Regions from separate parts of the Mus musculus genome. Here region 2 is linked to region 1. A link is a contact called in ENCODE Hi-C or POLR2A ChIA-PET data. All regions are on one chromosome and are shown on one strand. The core of a region is the stretch at or near the end of the contact, and the rest is flanking DNA. Distances in the headings are between cores, read along the strand shown. Region 1 holds the start of Jade3 (jade family PHD finger 3). Region 2 holds the start of Rbm10 (RNA binding motif protein 10).

Evidence for each region. Hi-C counts contacts between places; a loop is a spot of excess contacts on that map. ChIA-PET counts read pairs that join two places held with the same protein, here RNA polymerase II (POLR2A).
Region 2: a map of T-helper 17 cell shows a loop between it and region 1 (2.8-fold over the local background). The contact joins the promoter of Rbm10 here to the promoter of Jade3 in region 1. A Hi-C loop is called at or near these places in 1 of 37 maps with a recorded cell type or tissue (T-helper 17 cell). POLR2A ChIA-PET finds 5 or more read pairs at or near these places in 2 of 5 experiments (Patski and embryonic stem cell).

The regions. Positions count from the first base shown.
Region 1 is chrX:20,423,530-20,427,419 of GRCm38, forward strand. It overlaps Jade3 (jade family PHD finger 3), which reads left to right and starts at 2,159. Exons shown (of 13, transcript NM_199317.2): 1 at 2,159-2,301.
Region 2 is chrX:20,615,785-20,619,674 of GRCm38, forward strand. It overlaps Rbm10 (RNA binding motif protein 10), which reads left to right and starts at 1,719. Exons shown (of 24, transcript NM_145627.3): 1 at 1,719-2,267. Ndufb11 (NADH:ubiquinone oxidoreductase subunit B11) reads right to left here and starts at 1,835. Exons shown (of 3, transcript NM_019435.5): 1 at 1,276-1,835; 2 at 1-60. The coding sequence starts at 1,476.

The DNA.
Region 1 (3,890 bases), core at 909-3,408:
ACATGAGCAGACATATCACCAAAAAGGTGCCCGTACATGTGTGTGTGTGTGTCTGTGTGTGTGTGTGTCTGTCTGTGTCTGCGTGTGACCTATGTGGACAGTTTTCAAGACTCATTTCTTTCTTTCCAAACTTAAGGGACCAAAATCAAGTCATCAGGCTTGGTTGCTAGTGCTTTTACCTACTGAGCTATCTCCATGGCCTAGGAGGCAAAGTTTGTTGTAAACAGCCCAAATATCCTTCAATGGACAAACTCTTAAAATGTGAATGTTAATAAAGGGTACCAGGGGGAATCTTTGAGCTGTTGTGTTGGTCATAGGAAACTCACAGGTGATACAATTGTGTAGAACTTATATATTCAGACTCAGAAATGGATGCTTGTGAAGTTGATGAAATTTGAATGAGCTTTTCAGATTGGACAAGTGCCACTATCTTGGTTTTGATATAGTTATATAAGGTTACTATTGGGAGAAAACTTGAGAAGTACTTAGAAAGATGCATGGGACCCCTTTGAATTTTTATGACTGTGGAATTTTTATTATTTTTTTTATTGTTTTATTTTTTGGTTTTCTGAGATAGGGTTTCTCTGTGTAGCCCTGGCTGTCCTGGAACTCACTCTGTAGACCAGGCTGGCCTCGAACTCAGAAATCTGCCTGCCTCTGCCTCCCAAGTGCTGGGATTAAAGGCGTGTGCCACCACTGCCCACATGAATTTTTATTTTTAAATAATTCAACTGTAACAGTAATTGTGGACTAAATATTTTACCACTCATAGACTTACATAAAATAAAGTAGAATCATATCTACAATATGAAAAACAGACAAAATACAAGAGCTCACATTTCTGTTTAAACCTAGAAATATAAGTGAAAATAACTATATTAATTCATCATAATTGTGAATGATGCATTTTCAATTCTAGCAAGGTAAATTAAAAAAAGTTGTTTTCAAGCATCTGTATTTCAAAGGTCCAGGAACCAGTAGTAAATTATGTACACTTGTTTTATATATTACTACTATACATCATGTCTCCCTTATTTATTTGACGCTATTGTCTTCCATAATTGTGACAATGGCTAAGCAAAACAAAAAGTTGCAGGGCAGATGACCAGGGAGCTGGAACGCAGGGGCATAGAATAGACCAAAGCAGGCATTCATGGTGAACTTTTTCTTGTTTGTTTGTGTTTCTCTGTATAACCCTGGCTGTAGTGGAACTCGCTCTGTACACCAGTTTTACATTCTCTATCCAACCCTCTCTGTCTGTCTCAGCCCTAGTTTAAAGTTTTTTTTCCAAATAATTCTGATAGGCCTACCTAAACTATCCAAGACGGCGACCCCTACTTTTAAGTCAACCGATCTTTAATTATAGTACCAAAATATCTCCCCAGGAACACCTGGACGAGGGTTTGAATAACTGGGAGCTGTAGGCTAAGTCGACATCAGAAAAAAAGAAAAAGAAATCAAGAAGTCCCACCCCATCATAAAGCATTTTTGCTCACAACTGGATTAATGTGTTGTCAATTGCCTCCTGGCTTTTATTATTTATCCATGCTTCAAGTCTAAACGTCAGAAATAATGGTCGTCTTAGAGTTTAGGGACGAATTGCACTCGTAGAACTTTACAATCGAGTCAGGAGGGTGGGAAAGCTCAGGCTGGACTTTGCCGGAGCAGGAGCCAGTGCACCTCGCTGGCCCAAGCGCCTAGCAGGGCTGGGACGCCTCAGGGCAGCAGCGCGCGCAGCAGGAGGGGAGGAGAACCCACCTGAAGCGCCGCGCCGCGCGTGCGGGAGCTTGAGGTGGGTGGAGCCTCGAAGCCGGTGGCGCTCGTGACGGCGCCCAGCCCGCCAGAAGATCGCGCGGCGAGCAGACGGCGGGGAGTCAGCCGGGTAGGGCGAGCGCAGCCGGCGGGGGTGGGGGGAGGTGGGGGGGGGTGGGGCGGGGAGTTGCAGTGATGAGGAAGGAAAGGGAAGAGGCGGAGCGTGGGAGCGCACAGTGTCAGGAATACAATAGTGCTCCGCGCCGCCTCGGCTGCCGCCGCCGCCCAGCAGCCTGTCCAGAGCTGAGGCCTGAAGGGCCAGGCGGCCAGGGCCGGGGGCGGGAGCAGAGCGCTAGGGGGCGGCCCCCTCGGCTCCTCGGAAGGCCCGGCCAGGAGGGCGGGGTGAGATTAGGGGGCAGGTGCGAGGGAGGGAAGAGAAGAAAGCAGGCGGCTAGGGGGCGGTTACCACCCTAGCCAGACTCGCCCGGCACGTTGAGGGGGCCCTCAGTGTGCGGCGAGGAAGGAGCGGAGCGAGACGCTGCGCCGGAGGTAGGCGCTCTCGAGGGTGGCCTCGGCACCAGCGAGGTTGTGGGCGTAGTGCGGGTTTAGTGGCGGGAGTGGCGGCCTCGAGGAGTGGGACGCGAGCGGCGTGGAGCTTGGGGTCCCGGCCTTGCCACCCTCGGGGTCGCTCCAGCTCCACGTAGCGGTTGCCCCGGGGTCCCCCCGAGAGCCCCGGAACACAGAGCGTGTGTGGGCTGAGGTAAAGTGCCCAGTCGCCCCGCTGCTGGTGGCGCGCTGTGCCCGGTGGCCCGGGCGGGGGGTTGGGGGGGGGCGCGCGGACACGGACACACGAGCTGGGCTACAGCCTCCCGGACACCTCCGGAGGCGTTGAGCGCCATAACTGTGGCGGCCGTTCCCTTCGGAGTCCCCTCCGGGTGCCCCTTTCCGTGCTTGTCCTGTGCTATCAGGGACTCTTGGGGCCAGACCTCGGGGCTAGAGGGCATGCTCTTTCTGCTGCCTGTGGCTGCCGGGTCCGAGCAGCGAGAGGGCGCACCCTGGCTGTTTGAGCCTTGCGGAGCGGGAAGATACTGAGGGTCCGGAGAGGGCAAGACGGGCAGTGTGGGGAGCAACCAGGCACTCTGAGAGCTGAAATGCCAACCTAGTGGGAGTGCGGGTGCCCTTCCGTCCTCGAACTTTCCTTTCTCCAGTCATTGTTAGGACGCAGTGAGTGTTCGAAGCCCGCAATCGCCCTGAGGTCTAGGGGTGGGAAAATCGCCAGGGATATGCCAATTAAGGGGAGATTTTTCTGCCACCGGGCATAGTTGTTAACTTTTCTCCAGCTCCTCTGAGGGAGCCACATCGATTTTATTTTATTTTATTTTTTTAATCCTCCCAGCCTTTTCCTCCTGCTTTTCGGAGCAGAGTTTTGGTGGAATTGGGCTTTAAATTACACAGGGCAAACAGCGTTCATTATTTGTAAGGAAGAAAGTGGGGTGGGAAGAAAGTGTGGGGGGGGGGGACTCTTTAGTGAGTGTCCTTAATGGTGGCATGTGAAGATACACTTAAGAGTTTATCTCTTTGCAGCCCTAGGACATACGTACCTTGTAGGGCTTTCACAAGAAACTTGTTTGACCACTCCACTGGCGTTGAGTCACAAGGAAAGATGTGCACAAGGGTCGACCAACCCCGCCTTGTGAGATGCACTTAACTGTAAGGCTGAGGATGAGAACCTCACCCTCCACCCGCCACAGTTTGATTGTATAAGAAATAAAAACCATGGTGACAGAGATTTCAGTGTCCTAGAGGAAAAGGTGACCTCATTCCCTGCGTTCAGTCAGATAAAGATAACTGCTCCTCTCAAAACTCTGAAAAGTAATGAAAAACAAAATAGGTAGAAACTGGTTGCACAACCTCGTTGCCTAGTGCACCTAACCAGAATCTTCTTTCCCAGAGTGCTTCTCTTAAATACCTTGCCTGCAGCCATTTCTCCTCAGCCTGGAGGGTGGAGAGTGGGGGTGGAGAGCAGAGCACAGCAGAGTCCACTTGAACAAAGCATTGTATTTTACTTAGTTTAATATTTCTATAACATCTGTAATGGTAGGAATATAGAGCCTAGCCTTTGTACCCTTTAAATAGTG
Region 2 (3,890 bases), core at 469-2,968, 190 kb after region 1:
AGCTCGCATATTCCAGACGTCCACCACAGGGTCACTATCATAACCATGAAAGTCAGGGTTCTGAGGAGAAGGAGAGGTCAATTAGGGCTTCTTGCTGCTCCATAAAGTTATATCCTGGCCTTGCATGACCTGGTCTCTAATCCGCCCTCCAATCTCTAACCAATCTCTTATCCCTGATTAAAATCCTTTCTCTACTTTTAGGATACGTGAAATTCCTTCCCACCACAGGGCTGTGACATTTGCTGCTCTCGAGGCCTAGAAAGCTCTTCTTCCAAATCTAATCACCACTGAATTCATCACCATCTCCCCATCCAAGATTTTGACTTTCTTTCCAAATGAATAATTGGCCTCACGTACTTGTTTGGGAGTGCTCACCCTGTCTGTTAAGTTTCATCCTTGGAAAGTGCTATTTATAAAGATTAAAAAAATGTTTGGATATTGGCAATTTCCTATGGGTCCACTTATTCTATAGGACCCTATAATAATTTAAGATCTTCAATCAGATGTTAATGTTGAATATACTAGGCCTTTTCAAAAACACAAACCTCACAATATCCTCAGTAGAGTGGAAATGGCAATAATAAACACCTTCTAATTTGGAGTACTTCTGAAGTAAGTGGTAAGAGCTGCAGTGACCATTCTGACTCATATGAAGCAGGTGTGTTTTTCTTAGCTTTCCTAGTACTTTTCTCACTTTACAAAGAAACCGAGGCACCAAGAGATTAAATTACTTGTCCAAGGTCATACAAGTGAATAATTTTCAACCCAAGATGTCTGACTCCAGAATCTCTGCTCTCCATAAAGCACAGGAATTCAGTCCTGAATGCAAATAATCAGCTCCATGACCTACTCAAGCTGTGATCTTGGGCTAGCAACTTGTGTTTTAGTATCCTCATCTATGTCACTGTAACAGTTACAGTGCCTACTTCAGTAACAGTTATAGTGCCTACTTCAAAATCACGCTACTTTAGAATTGAGATGAGTAAATAGATACAAAGTGTCTAGCACAGCCTGGCATTATGCACGTGTTACCTTAGAGTTTAGTATTACCCTAATTATAAAGTTTCTAACATGCTTTGGGTGCTGCCCTCTTTCAGTGTGATTTCTGACTGCAAATAAGGCAACGAAAGAGAAAAACAAGCTAGGCAAAATTTCTGAATATTCGAAGATTTTGTCCACTGCTCAAATCTCGGGCCGGAGAATGTCCGCTTTGACACTGGTTTCCCTGGTCCAGATTGGCCCCTACAGCGTCCCGTTTTCCCCCCTCCCTCTCACCTTCGCGTAGACGTTTTCGTCCTCGGGTTCTGGGTCCTCCTGCCACTGCATGGTCGGTTCTCGTTGCCGCTTTTTCTCCACACCGGATGGGGCGATTACAGCCCTGGAGGACTCCCAGCGAACGCGAGCAGCCGGGAGCCCTCTCATCGCCCCCGCTGCTGACAGGCAGCGACCATACAAGCTTAACAGTCGGGCCGCCATGACAGCTTGTACTGCGGAGTCCTGGGGGGCGGGGGGGGGGAGGGAGACGGAAATACAATGTGCGCAGCTGCGGTTGATCCCAGCGCGATTTTTGTCGCTCCGCCCTTACCTTGCTAAATAGATCCCCGGCCTAAGTTTGTTTACGAGTTCGGCGAGGTGCGGACTCTATTTTGCCTCCCACGCCGTGTCGCTACCGAATCAACGTTATCATTTCTGTTAGTCTGGGAGAGAGTTGTTTTTGAGAGGTCTGTTCATTTTCTTCGTAAGAAGAAAGCGGTGACATCTAGATGGCCCTGTAGGGAAAGAGGTGGAGCTTCTAGTTGTCTTTCAACTTCAAAGGACAGCAAGCTTCTAAAGAGCGGGCCTCTTAGGGGTAGCCAATAGCTACTCTTTTTTCTGGACTCCTGGGCCGTTCTCACAGGGAATGGGGAGGTAGCATATGCTTGCCAATCAGAGAATGCCAGGGCCAGCCAATGGTGACCGGCAACCAATCGTCAAGGCCGGCCAGAGCGCGCTCCCTTAGTAGGTGGATGGTGGTCGGATCGCCGGCTCTCTTCTCGTCGCCATTTTGTGTTGGTGACTGTGGCCGGCTAGGAGGAGGTGGCACCGAGTTTCCTTGGGAGGGCAACGCGTCGGTCGCGTCTCCCCTCCCCCTTTCCTCCTTTTTGCTCCCAGTCTTGGACTTGGTAGTTGCATGCATTGGCTCCCATTTGAACTAACAGTTCTGAAGGAGGTGGTGGCGGGCGGAGGTGATGCCTGGGAGCCCTCCCTTGACAGCCCGGGCCGAGAAGGTGAGCGCCGTTGCGGGTCGTGGGATCGGAGGTAAAGGAGCTGGGCGCGTGGGAGGGGGAGAGGGCCGGTGTGCATAGAAGAGGCGCGGGGACGGACTGTACCCTCGGAGTTCGCACAGAGCTGAGGGATGCCTGCACAGCCTGCACCTGAAGAGGGGGTATGGTCCCCCACCCCAGCTTTTTTCTTATGAAAGCAAAAGCGCGTGCGCGATTGGGACGCGGGATGGGTGCACGCGGGTTGGGGGAAGGGAGAGACAGATGGGAGTGGGGTACTGTGACTTACTGTATTTGCCCACCGAACTTTTTATCTTTTGAAACGCGCGTGTTTGCGACTTTGCGGGGGGTGTTCTTAGAGGAGGGTTGTGCTGACTGCCCTTGTTACTTAACTATCCACGGGGAAATACTCTGGCTGCGGCCTCTATTCATTTATGTGGTGGGAATGAGGGTGACAAGCGCGGAGAAAGAAAGTGAATATGGTTTTTATCCTTGGGGTCTGTATCTGACCTCTGATCCTTATCAGGAAGCAGGCTTGTTACTGATCGACCCCAACTTAGTTAGTTTGGGGAGGGGGTGCAGAGAATATATATATCCGGCGTTTCTTCTTTTGGGAGTTGTATCTGTAACAGTGAGGTCTATATATTCAAAGGGAAATCCGTTTAATTGTGTCTCTTATAGGTATCCTGTGATCCTGGCCCTTGGCTATTTTGGGGGCTTGTCTGTAACTTTGTTTCTTTTCTGTGCTGTGTATGCAACAAAATTAGACTCATTCTTTTGCCATTGAGCATTTTGTGTCAGGTTCTCATCCACTGGGGTTCCTGCCTGTGATTCTTTTCCCCATCTGGGGGAAGTTAACTGATCCTTGAGTTGGAAGAGAAAATAGGTACTTAAGAGAAAAGGTGTTGTGGCAACCTACCGTTGGGCAAGTACTATACCCGCCTAGCTTTACTTGGTTCCTGTACAAATGGGTGGCAGCTAAAGATTCAGGGGTAATTTTGATCTCTGGTTGGGTCATGACACTCTCAGATCTTGTACTTCTCAAGGCAGTCCCAAAAGTTGGATGAAGTAGCTGTCCCTGTCACTCAGTAGAACAAGATGTTTTGGAACCACTTGGGAAAGAGGCCCCTTTTGCCTCTGGAAAGCTTAGCCTAAGCTCCCTGGGGAGAGATTCACCTGGGGACCTGGCTGCACATTAGGGCGGAACTACTTGCTGTGTTGAGGATCAGAGCTGTGTTGGCCAAAAAGCCCAGGGAGGTGGCAGCTGTCTTGTTGCCATGTTAGCCGCCTCCCCCCTCCAAAAGCCTTTCAGGGTTTCTGACTGCCTTGTTGGGGGTATAGTTGGCATCTTGTTGGGAGGTTGAAATAATACCCTGACCCATGGAAAGGAGTCTGAGATTCCTTCTGTTGTGAAGTCTTTTGCTACTGTATTGTCTTTTGGAGTTTTGCTAGTTTTTGTGATGGGACCTCAGGGCCTTGAATGTGCTGGGCAAGTGTTCTACCCTCAACTATACCCCATCCAATTATTGTAAAAGTCTTATTTTTGTGACTAATGTGCCTAATCTAGGCAAATCATTTAGCACTTGCCCTTCCCTTCCCAGCAACCAGCCATGGGCTTACATTTGTCTA